Linked DNA regions of Homo sapiens: region 2 is linked to region 1. The links are chromatin contacts, found by Hi-C or POLR2A ChIA-PET in ENCODE. All regions are on one chromosome and are shown on one strand. The core of a region is the stretch at or near the end of the contact, and the rest is flanking DNA. Distances in the headings are between cores, read along the strand shown.

Region 1 (6,286 bases), core at 2,790-5,289:
GGGTCACAGCATTTTAAGTGCTTTCTTCAAGATTAAGAGTTGGTAGAACCAAGAAAAGGAAAAGACATACAGAATGTCTTCAGCTCATGTATCCACAGATCTCTGTCTTGTTCAGGTATATCTAAGCTCATCCACTGGAAGAGGAGAACAATATTTTATCCTGAAAAATCTACTGCTTCGTAAACAAATCAATACATTTCTTGTGAAAATCTTTTATAAAAATGTCCTAGACTGGTTTCCTTAGCCTTCATTGCATGTGTTACTCATGATCCATGAATCACACAAAGTTCTCACTGACCTTCTTTTCTACAGAGATATTTTTTGCGGGAACCAGAAAACATTTTGTCGTTTTTGTGAAAGACTATTTTCCATTCTAAGCTTTCCATAGAAAACTATATTTATCTGTGGTTTGACACATTAAGCATCACTACTCAACTTAATTTGTTCTTATGGGTCCTTAAGAGTCTAAAAAAGACCGGGCTGGGTGTGGTAGCTCACGCTTGTAATGCCAACACTTTGGGAGGCTGAAGTGGGAGGATCACTTGAGGTCAGGAGTTCAAGACCAGCCTGGCCAACATGGCAAAACCCCATCTCTACTAGAAATATAAAAATTAGCCAGGTGTAGGCCGGAGACGGTGGCTCACGCCTGTAATCCCAGCACTTTGGGAGGCCGAGGTGGGCGGATCACGAGGTCAGGAGATCGAGACCATCCTGGCTAATACGGTGAAACCCCGTCTCTACTAAAAATATAAAAAATTAGCCGGGTGCAGTGGCAGGCGCCTGTAGTCCCAGCTACTTGGGAGGCTGAGGCAGGAGAATGGCGTGAACCACAGAGGCGGAGCTTGCAGTGAGCCGAGATTGTGCCACTGCACTCCAGCCTGGGAGACAGCGAGACTCCGTCTCAAAAAAAAAAAAAAAAAAAAAAAAAAAAAAAAATTAGCCAGATGTGGTGGTGGAGTGCCTGTAATCCCAGCTACTCGGAGGCTGAAGCAAGGGAATCACTTGAGCCTGGGAGGCAGAGGTTTCAGTGAGCTGAGATTGCCCTAATCCACTCCAGCCTGGATTTTTGTTGGAAGAAACAAAAAAGGCTAAAGAAGACCAGAAGTCTGCTCCTTTGTAAATGGGACTCTTGGGTGGTGGCATGAATATTACAGACTCCTGTTAACATCAGATGACAAAGCAAGGTCACCTCTTTGCTTCTAAGTCTCACATTGTAAAATTAATTTCACCGAACCAGATTCAGCAATTGGAAGAATGGCAGTATCGTAGGAGAGACTAGAACCCTCTCGTCATAGTTTCCCAGGTGATGGTGAAGAAAATCCTTGGGCCAACAGACAGAACACAGAAAACGCTCCCTATAATTAGGTGAAGGGATCCAAAGTGTAGGTGTGCCTATATCCATAGTAGTGTATTCAAAATCTGACACCACTAAGCATTATGATCTGGGAACCACCTGCATCCCATTGAGAACTCACTTAGATAGAAAGGTTTGTTTCCAATTCACATTCCAAGGCCTCATCTCAGACCAACCAACCATATCAGAATCTAGAGGTGGGGCCCATGAATCAGCTCTCTAGACTGTTCATAAGTCCACTAAGATTTCAGAACCCCTGCCCTGAAAGCTGACCCTCACAAAAGTTCCATCCAACAGGGAGTTATCTAGGGAGTGGTAAAAGGTAAAGACATTTGGCCCAGGTAGTGATGGAACCAGGGAAATTCTAGCCTAAGAAAAGCAGATAAAAGATAAGACGAACATGGTCAGAGTGATGACCGTTGACAAGGAAAGATGGCCAGGACCAACTACAGATTCCCTTCGATGTAGAATTTTAAAATTCTAAATCACTAAACTTTTGGGAAATGCTGAGTTAAGGGTGTTAAACGGTGCTATTAGCATAACTGTACCTTTTAAAACCAAATCACTAAACTGCTATTTAAACTGTTAAGCTTAAGGATTTTGAAGCTAATCGGATTATTTAGGATGTGATTTTAATGTAAGTAGAGTCCAAACAAGAATGGCAATTTTCTATTAAATCTTGAAGGTTTTTGAAATCAATTCATCTTAAATCTGAATTTGGGGCACTTGGTGCTCAGAGAGAAAGGGACATCTCAGTGGCATCTGTCTCCTAGTCACTGGTTAGCTTCATCTTGATGCAATGAGATGTAATATATTCCCTTCAGCTTTTTGAGAAAATGACAAGGAAGACTTGGGGTTATCTCTCTCATGCCTCCCTCATCCATGAGTCCTCTTAGTACTGTTCAAAAGATGACGGAACTAGAATGTAAGAAAACCTGGGTTCTGAGCTCTACAAATCCCCTAACTAGACTGGATAAGTCATTTAACCTTGGTAGGTTGCAGCTTCCTAGTCAGTAAAATGAAAAAGTTAGACCAGATTATCCTCTGGCTCTAACATTCGAAATGTAACATTACACACAATAGTGATGCTGTGCTTTAGGCTTTAAATAGGATTAAATAGATCCCATAAGCATGTCCATTTATTTTCCCCTAAAGAGAAATGTAATATGTCAAAATAATCCTGTTGTTAATATTGTGACTTGGAGTGGAAAAAGCATACATGGAAAGAAACAAACACTACTGTGGACTTCAATACCACTGAGTTCTAGGATCCTCGTCCTTCCCTCTCTCTTCCCACTGTCCTTTGATTCCCTGCCTTTCCCTATTCTCATCCTCAGTCAGCTAATTCCCCTTGTTGGATATACATGGAATATAAACCATAATACAATTTGCATATAAAACTCGCTTCTCAAAAATACTGTTGAGGCTAGTATCTTAGATTAGCCTGAAGAAGTTGTTTAAAAGCCCTTTTATTAAAGAGTTTATTTAAAGAAAAAAAACAGAATGTTTACACGGGCTTTAGAGCAACTTGGTTTTGAGTGTGTGTGTGTGTGTGTGTGTGTGTGTGTGTGTGTGTGTTTTGAGACAGGGTCTCAGTCTGTCACCCATGCTGGAGAGCAGTGACCTGATCATAGTTCACTAAAGCCTCAAGCTCCTGGGCTCATGCAACCCTCCTGCCTCAGTTTTCCCAGTAGCTGGGACCACAGATGCTCACCACCATGTCTGGCTAATTTTTACAATTTTTTATAGAGGTGAAGTCTCACTATGTTGCCCAAGCTAGTCTCATACTCCTGGTCTCAAGCAATCCTCCTCCCTCAGCTGCGACAGGATTACAGGTATGAGCCATCAGGCCCGGCCTGAGTGTATATCTTTTTAACATAGATTTTGGCTAGTTTCATCACATTGGTCTTTCTTTCATTAACTTATCTCTCCTTTTTGCATCACTCTAGACCCAGCTATTTCATCTGAGCTCCCCACAAATTCCTCTACCCTTCTCTATTACAAAAAGGCTCAATCAAAAATCTCCAAGGCATCCTTAAAAAAAAAAGGTAATATTTCCTGGCTTATATTTTATTTAAATACACTTGTAGGAGTTTTACCTTCCCAGATACCACTACTTTGGAAATTTTCACCTCCACTCTCCTAATACTTTATTGTTTCCAAATAAAATTTATAATAATTATTCATTGCCTCTTTGCAAATAAAATGAGCTCAATATCCGGCCAGGTGCGGTGGCTCACGCCTGTAATCCCAGCACTTTGGGAGGTCCGGGGGGGGGGTGGGGCAGATCACAAGGTCAGGGGTTCGAGACCAGCCTGACCAACATTGTGAAACCCTGTCTGTACTAAAAATACAAAAATTAGCCAGGTATGGTGGCGGGCGCCTGTAATCTCAGCAACTCAGGAGGCTGAGGCAGGAGAATCACTTGAACCCGGGAGGTGGAGGTTGCAGTGAGCCGAGATCACACCATTGCACTCCAGGCTGGGCAACAGAGTGAGACTCTGTCCCCAAAAAAATACATAAATAAAATGAGCTCAATACAATGGTGTGTCCTTTCTGTTTTCTATAGCAATAGGCTGACCTCCATTTCAGCATGGCTTAAATGAGTCATTTTGTATATTGCCAGGCCCTGGGCTCTGCCTGTACTATTCTGGTTACATCATTACCCACAAAAGATTTACAAACAGGTTTCCATGGCAAGCTACAAGAACAAATGAAAGAAGTCCAAGAGAAGTGTAAACAGAAAAGATAAGTCTCGGTCAATTTCTGATGAAACTGGAATGCAAGCTACCCAAAGCAACGACTTCAATCACCACAACTGAAATGATTGTCATTCCCCTGAAACACGACAGGAACCGCCCAATAAATGAAGACATTGGACTTTTTTATGGATGTAATAGTCACAGCTCCATGAGAAAGACTCTAGTAGCACAAGGGCAGTCACCTTCTGTATACCAATTTTTTTCCTTGTTTAATGGTCTAGACAAGTGTTACTGCTGTAATTTGTGACCCTACGTGAAATGAACATTCGTAATAATCTCCTTTTGAATCTTGATGTTTTCTGTAACCCTGGTAGCTAAGTGCTGATAACAACAATTATCTAAATGTTGCAAAAGGATGAAATCAGTAACAATGGGTCTACTGAAAAGAGGCAAAAATGTGAGTGGATATGAATTTATAACAGCAATAGGGCTAAAGCTGCAGGGCCCTTTCATGTAGGAGGATAGCAACACACACACACACTCATTCACATACACACACATTCTCACTCACACGTGCACACATACGTACACACACTTGTACACATTCACACACACTGTCACACAGAGAGTGCAGAAATGAAAGGAGACATTTTCACGCATCCACACAAAAGACAAAGATCAAACTATGACTCTTTCCTCTTTGCAGCCCTACAACTCTTCCTATCACACAGCAGGTCATCAATAAATGCTCATTGAATTGAAATATGGTACCAAATGCAGACTCAGGAAACCCAATGGTATTTAATAATTATTATGCAAATAAAACTGCATCTTTTCACACAGAAATAGGGGTGACTTGTTCTACCTCCCTTAGTAATGAGAAGCCATTCTGGACATCTTACTGCTAGACCTGGAATAATTTCTTGTTTCTCAATTCCCTCTCTTAAAAATTCCTCCCTTCCCAATCAATCCATGAAGATAAACTCAGTTCATTTGGTGTCCTACAAGATTGTTACAGGAGCGCATAAATACACTCCTATATACATATGTATCATCATAAGCTGAATGTATATAGAAAACAAAAAAAATTAAGGAAGTCCTCCTCTGGCCAGCTTTCCCCCATGGCCTCTCACTTGAACAGTTGTTTTGCCTGTAGCCACAGGTTTAGCAAAGAAATCAAAGTGAGATAAATCTAGCCAGGCATGGCGGCTCACACCTGTAATCTCATAATCCCAACAATTTGTAAGGTGGAACCAGAAACATCACTTGAGCCCAGGAGTTCGAGACCAGCCTGGGCATCACAGCAAGAAACCACACCCACCAAAAAAAAAATAGCTGGACATGGTGGCACACACCTGCGGTCCTATCTACTCGGAAGGCTAAGGCGGTAGGATGGCATGAGCCCAGGAGCTCACGGCTTCAGTGAGCCATGATCGTGCCACTGCACTCCAGCCTGGGTAACAGAGAAAGACCCTGTCTCTAAAAATAAAAATAAAATCAAAACAGAGTGAAGCATATATACCTTTTTCATAGACATATCATTTTTTAAAATGACATGAACCTACTGAGTAAATTATTAAACTAAAAGTGACGGGTATGAATTCAATGATTCCCATTTCTTCTTCTATAACCTCACACACTGAGTAGCCCACCCACCGACATGGCTGCTTTGCTCAGCTTGCTTCCCTCCTCTCCTTTCGCGTCCTCCCCTGTCTGGTGCCAGCCTGTGTTCTGTCCCTTCACACCAGCTTGCCATTGCTATTCCTGCCATCTGGAGTCGGTTTTCAGTATCTCTGTCTCATCAGCTCTCCATCTATTTTAAAATATCATCTGAAAACATATGTTCCCCCAACCACCACCCCTTTCAATTTCCTCTCTGCTTTTATTTATTTCATCTTGACTTCCTTTAGCTCTGAAAAACTCATCTGATTCACTTCAGAAAACTGCTCTACAAAGGGCCGTAACTGCATTTGATATGAAAGATTGTAATCTCTCAGATTTGAAATATCTCATATGAGTGGCCAGCACATGTTCTTCCATTTTATCTCCATGAAAGGATGGAAGGAGGGAGAAAGACTGTGAGCCAGGAAATGAGGGTATTTCCAACATTAAAATCACCTTGAATGTTGCAGATCAGTTGCAAGTGTTCACTGTTGCACACTCCTCTGTTGAACAAGGCCAAAGAAGCCAGCCCAAGATATTACAGTCACTGAAGTTTTGAAAGCAGGCT
Region 2 (6,286 bases), core at 1,493-3,992, 76 kb after region 1:
TCGCTTGAACCTGGGAGGTGGTGGTTGCAGTGAGCCAAGATCATGCCATTGCACTACAGCCTGGGCAACAGGAGCAAACTTCTGTCTCAAAAAAAAAAAAAAGAAAAAAAAAAAAGAAAGAAAGGAAAAGAAAGAGAAAACTTAACCATCAGGGCCAAGAGCTTACAGTTGAAAGCAGTCTGGGGTAGGGGGATGTTCACAGGAGTGGAGAAACATATGCCCCTGGGCAGCAAGGTAGACATTTGGAAACACTAGCCAAATCAAACCACCAGTAGCCTCCAGGAGTGATCTGAGCCCCCTCCTGAGCCTGATCCTCTCAAGGCCGCAATTTCATTACCCGCCACATGGGGGTAATAATAGTGTCCCCTAACTCGTAGGGTCGTTGTAAAGATTAAATGATCAGTATGCATAAAGTGCTTAGAACAGAGCTTGACACACGGTGAGCGCGATATAAATGCTAGCTAATTGCTATTCTAGGCTAGCAGCATGCCTACACAAAAGCCTTCCAAAGAAGGCTTACCTTTTTTAATCCCCACCTACTACAGCACTAACCAGTCGGAAGTACCCGGTCTACTTCAGTCGGTCTACTACAAACGACCTACTACTAACCAGCCAGGAATACCCATGTCTTTGGTTCCATTCTCCAAACCATTCTTTGATTTCCTGTTTAAGCCCAGAATCTCTGCAGTGGTCTCAGCTAAGACCAAATGAGCAAGACTCCTTTCCATAGCAACTAGGTTCAGGTATGAAATTGCAGTATGGCAACATCCTATGATTAAAATGGAAATTGACACAGGATTAAAATGGAAATCTACCTGACATGCACTTCAGAGCCCACACGTTCTCAGTGGGGAAGTTCAGCAGCTTCTAATAAGTGTCCCTAAGGCTGTAACACTGCGAACCTCAAAAACTAACCTGATTGAAGATGCATAGACGTTACCCAACACATTAGAAAGGTATAAAAAGCAGTGATCGTCAACAAAGTACATGGCCCCAGAGTCTGTGATATAAACAGGTAACTGGCCCCTGCCACACCTGGGTGACACAGTGAGTCAGTTCTTCAAAACAGGCAGGTCCACTGGCTCTCAAGCTCTGAGGCTGTGCCACACCTGGACAGCGTGTTGACAATACTTACGCATTACAATAGGGCTTCTTTTCATAGCCTTTGTAGTTGTTCATGTTGAGTGCCATCTTGCAGACCTCACAATGGAAACATCCTTTATGCCAATACTGGAAAAAAAAAAAAAACATTTAAAAATACAGTACAATGCCAGTTCTCACCAGGATGGGCACAGAAGGAAGGCTTTTTAGTGCATCACAGTCCCTGTAGCTGAAAATATTACAACAAAAAGAGTGTAGGGAACTGGGGATGTGTTTACCTACTTTCAGCTAAGTAAATAAAGCAGGCAGCTCTGAAAATGGAGTCTTAAAGGAAAACCCACCGCAATACACAGACGCACCATGGACGAACTGTCAAGGTTCTGTCGAAACAGCACTTCTTTGAGCAGCCAGAAACGATTTCTGAGCTCGGTTAATGAAGAAACGGGGCCCAGAGAGTGGCTTCGAAACCAAAAGGAATCCAGTTCAAAGTGTCTAAATGCAGGGTTTGTAGGATCTCAATAAATATGTGTTCACCCGAAGTCAGGCAAGCTGAGGGGGCTGCACGAGAGCTATGTAAGTACCCCTACACCTGACCAGCTTCCACTAAAATGCTGGACCTCGGACTCTGCCCGGGATGACTGTCAGGATGGCAGCTTGTTCTAAGGAAGCATTTGTATCTTCAGACGCAAATTTCCCCAGAACGCCCCTGGCTGGTTTCAACTGTCAGTCACTCCGGATCGCTCCTGGGTGTCTCTCTCCCGGGCTGTTCATCTCCGTCCCTGCCCGGGAAGGGCAGGGGGCAGGGCTGGAGGGGCCCGGCTACAGAACTACTTCCCCTGGAATTCCCCACCCGGTGGATTAGACACCCGTGGGTCCGGCTTGCCGCGCTGAGCCGGAGCTCTCCAGCAGGGATTATTCTTAGCAATGCGGCAGCGGCCGCCCCATGACATATTAATTACTATTTGCCTCTCCCCCTCGCCGCGGTCACAGGAGGCGCTGCGGGTGGGCGGTGAGGTGGGATCGCGGGCGGATCTGTGGGGCGGGGGGCGGGGGTATTGTGGAACACGAGTGGAGGTGGAGGGGGCGCGGCTCGCCGAAGTGCCCCCCTGGGTGCCCAGCCTGGTCCCTCCGGGGTCCGGGGCTGCGCACCGCCGTGCGCCCTCCGCAGAGGCTCTGCCGATGTCGCACCGCCCCGCACCGCGACAAAAGCCCTTCCCGGTTCCAACATCACAATCGCCAAGCGTGGTCTCTGACACTCCCGCTGGCGTCTTCGTTCGCGCGCCCTCCCCCCGTGCCAAGGCACACGCACACGCACCGACCCACTCATTGCTTTCCATCCCAGGTGCCAAAACTTCTCGAAGCAGGTGCAGCCCCTCGCCCGGCAGGTCCAGGCTGGCCCGGCGCCCCCTCGCTCACCTTATCCAGGCAGTTGACTTTCTCGGTGGGATACACGACTTTTCCGCAACGGGCGCACTGGGGGTTCATGATCGCGGTTCCCGGGGGCGGCGGCGGCGGCGGCTGCTGGCTCCCAGGAGCCGCTGTGACATCCCCCGGCGAGCCCCGCACCGCCTCCTGGCAGGCGGGAGGGCTGCGGGCGGCGGGCGCCGGGTAGGGAGTCGGCGCCGGGCCACGGGTGAGTGCACGGGGAGGGCGACGGGGCCTGGCGCCTGGGGCCGGCCGCGCTCTCGGGCTCGCAGGCGCTGGGTCTCGGCTCCGGCTCCGGCTCCGCGCCGCTGGCTCTGCGTCGCTCGCACTCCAGGTACGGGTGACTCACACAGTCACTCGCGCCCGCCCCTCGCGCTCACTCGCTCCCCCGCCTCGCCGCCGCCGCCGCGCAGGCCAAACCCACCGGCGCGCCCGGACCGAAGTGGCAGGGAACGTGCACGTCGGGCACCCTGGGAGGGAGGGCGCAGCGGGGGAGGGGGCGGGCAGAGACCCGGAAAGCTCCGCAGACCGCCGTGGGTGCGACTGTGCGGCCTGGGGAGTGAGCCTCGCGCCACCGCCGCTGCAGGCCGGGGAGCCCAGGTGGGCGGCGGCTGGGGAGGGAGGGATCCAGGCGGGGGAGGTGACAAACACCGGTGGGGAGAGTGCTCAAACCCGCGTACTCCCTTCCCTCCCTCTTCTCTTCCCCAGCCGGGGGCACCCTCATCCCAGGCTGACTGACGTCCCTGGCACCCAAATGTCGCGGGGAGTGCGGGGCCAGGGTGCGCCCTCCCTCCTCCTCCAGCCAGTGAAACCCGGGACAGCGGCACCCAGCCCCAGGGCGGAGGCCGTCTCTGCTGCGCGCAGCGACGCACCCAGGCCCAAGGGCCGGGAGATCCGCGGGGAACCCGGAGACCTGCGTCCCAGAGGGGCCGAGGGTTGCACCGCGCCCGCTCCCACGGGCCTCTTCCGAGAGGACGCTTCTCCCTCGTGTCCGCGGGAAGTCCTCGGATCCTGGATGAGAAAGAGCCTTCTCTCACCGGCTCCCAGACCCCGCGCTTTTTAATACCTGTCCTTGCAGAGCGACTGGTCATTTTAGGCCCGAGTCGAGCCTCTCTTGATTAATAAATGAATATGGCTCGTTTTGTTTTAAGTGTGCGTGGATGTATACGTTGTATTGTTTTGCAATTCAACACCGCAAAGATCTGGGAAAAGTTCTTCACCTGCATTAAGGAAAGCAATTACAAACTCGTAGTCCAAACCAGAAGAGCCAGAAAATCAAGTAGAAGGCTCAGGGTAGGATGAAACCAAAGGGAACAGGAATCGTTTCTTCCTTTTAATAAGATGTCAGGTTATTGGACTCACTTGATGAGAGGCAGCAAAATGAATCGAACACAGCCTGGGTTCAAAGCCTGACCCCGCCATCTAATGATGTGACCTTCTGCAAATTCTTAGTCGCTCTATGCCTCAATTCTTTAATCTACAAAATGGGAATAAGGACGCAGCTACCGAACAGCTTCTACTCTCCTGCTGTGAGGATTAAATGAGTCAGCAGTTCCGAACTGCTTCAATCGGCCTGGCTCAAGGGAAGCTCCACGGAAGAGTCAGCTAGGATTATTATAAATTGGTTATAACAAAGAAGCGAACACATTCCGTTGCTAGCGCACAGATTAAGACTCAATAATGCCACATACCAACTGCCACTGCTCTGACAAATATTTCTGTCATTTCAAAAAAATATCATGGCTGCAGCTTTTCATGACAAAAGAAAACCATTGGTTTCTGGGCCTCTTAAACAGCTGCACTGATGGACATATTCATAATAATGCTGTACTGTTTGACTTTCCAGAAGATGTAACTTCTTTAAAGGATTCACCAAATTCAACAGCCCCTGAGCCACTCACTCACTGCCATGTTCACAAGTCCACCTCAAAAGCAAATAAAATGAGAATTTGCTGTCAGAGAGGATCAGCTGTCTTTTAAAAATATTTCAGAGCTCATTAGAAATGTATGACGAGGGGAAAAAAAGTATGTGATCGCCTGAAAGGCAGTAGTTTTTTTTTAAACATTTACATTTTCATAACTGTAGATCATGAAATATAGTTTGAATATCTTATTCTCTTTTTCAAATTGTAAGCACAAAATTCAGAGCAAGAATGTTGGTGATATGTGACATTATAGCTGATTACATCTAACCTTTGAACTTTAAGTTATGTTTAATCTTTTTTTTTTTTTCTGAGACAGGGTCTAACTCTGTCACCCAGGCTGGAGTGCTGTGGCACAGTCATGACTCACTGCCTCAGTGAGTGGCAGCCTCGACCTCCCAGGCTCAGGTGATCCTCCCGTCTCAGTCTCCTGAGTACCTGCGACCACAGGCATATGCCACTATGCCCTGCTAATTTTTGTATTTTTTGTAGAGATGGGATCTTGCGGTGTTGCCCATGCTGGTCTCAAACTCCTGGGCTCAAGCGATCCTCCCACCTCAGCCTCCCAAAGTGCTAGGATTACAGGCATGTGGCACCACACCCAGATACATTTTATAATTTCTTACCAAACCAGCAATGATCACAGTGCCTGACATACAGTATGAATGAAATGAACAAATACATTAAAACCATATTCATGTGATATTTTATTCTCTGAAGAAGCGATACATGCTCAGAGTTACATTTTTCTCTCATTTTTTTCTCATTTTCTACATCAAACCAGCTTCTAAGTTTCTTAATGCCATTTTACTGATGTAAGAAGAATTTTAATACCATCTGTCTTAAAAGGACTCCTTTATTTTCAAATTCAAAGTACTATAAACAAAGAATTGGCAGAAACCTGTCCTCTAGCCAGTCTTCTCTCTTCAATAATGATTGAATTGTCTACTGGGGAGAACTTTTGCCCTTCCATGTCTTTTTCACTCGACTGGTTAAGAAATTGTTCCTTGTGTTAACTCTACCCCAATATCTCTACTTTAATTTCAATCCTTTTCCGCTGACAGGGACACTCACAGATATACAAAACAATTGACCTTCATCACTATCCTAAAAACACTTCTGTATTTATAAAGTTGAATTTTTTTTAGCTAAAATCCCCAAATCTCCTTACTTTTTCCTCCTATTTATGAAAGCCCTATTTATGCAAAATCAATTATAATCACCTTTATTATTCAGGCTACATAAATTGAACTCCAAATAAAAGTTTTAAAGCATAACTAATATCACAAAAGGCCAAACAATGGCTTTGACTAATACCAGTTTGGATGCAGAGTGTGATGGATAGTATGATTTGTTCACAATTTTTTTTTCCTTCTATTCTGGCACACTTCCTATAGGCAGTGTGCCTTTCCCCACTGAGCTTGGCCGTGTGACTTCCTTCGGCCAATGGAATGTGAGTGGACATGACATATGTCGTATCTGAGCAGAAGCTTCAAATGCGCTTGCATAGTTTGCCCCTGTTCTCCCACCTTTTGGGCTTTGGCCCTTGGCCTTGAAAAGATCATACTGCAGGGAGGTGACTGTTTCTTTGACTTTTGTTCAAGAATGAGACGGGCTGAATCATGCCCAACAGAGCCACAGCAAGCCCACAGCCTTCACATGACGGGAGTAAGAAATAATTGTTATAAGTCACTGAGATTTGGGGGATTGTTTTGTTACTGCAGCAAAAGCTCACTAGTATGTCAATGATGAGACTTCAAGAGAAATGTTTTCCACTTCATCAACAACAAGAAACTAATGAATTTACATAAAAGATTCAGTATACAGTCTTTATTTTT

The links. Hi-C counts contacts between places; a loop is a spot of excess contacts on that map. ChIA-PET counts read pairs that join two places held with the same protein, here RNA polymerase II (POLR2A). Pooled maps may share reads with other maps.
Region 2: a map of Caco-2 shows a loop between it and region 1 (5-fold over the local background). The contact joins the promoter of NEBL-AS1 here to the enhancer-like site in region 1. A Hi-C loop is called at or near these places in 7 of 168 maps with a recorded cell type or tissue (Caco-2, Calu3, K562 and 4 more) and 2 of 50 pooled maps. POLR2A ChIA-PET finds 5 or more read pairs at or near these places in 6 of 52 experiments (A549, Caco-2, MCF 10A and 3 more).

Annotation. Positions count from the first base shown.
Region 1 is chr10:21,093,597-21,099,882 of GRCh38, forward strand. It overlaps a transcript of NEBL not described here. Among named protein-coding and RNA genes, the nearest start is that of NEBL-AS1, 77 kb to the right of the region's middle. RefSeq lists an enhancer at 4,004-4,298. Within about 2 kb of position 4,040, at least 4 of the 41 ENCODE cell types and tissues checked have a DNase peak (open chromatin) inside an H3K27ac peak, as active enhancers do; they include PC-3 and PC-9, where a contact is called at or near this core.
Region 2 is chr10:21,171,248-21,177,533 of GRCh38, forward strand. NEBL-AS1 (NEBL antisense RNA 1) reads left to right here and starts at 2,743. Exons shown (of 2, transcript NR_046283.1): 1 at 2,743-2,860; 2 at 3,235-3,676. It also overlaps a transcript of NEBL not described here. RefSeq lists an enhancer at 2,322-3,212.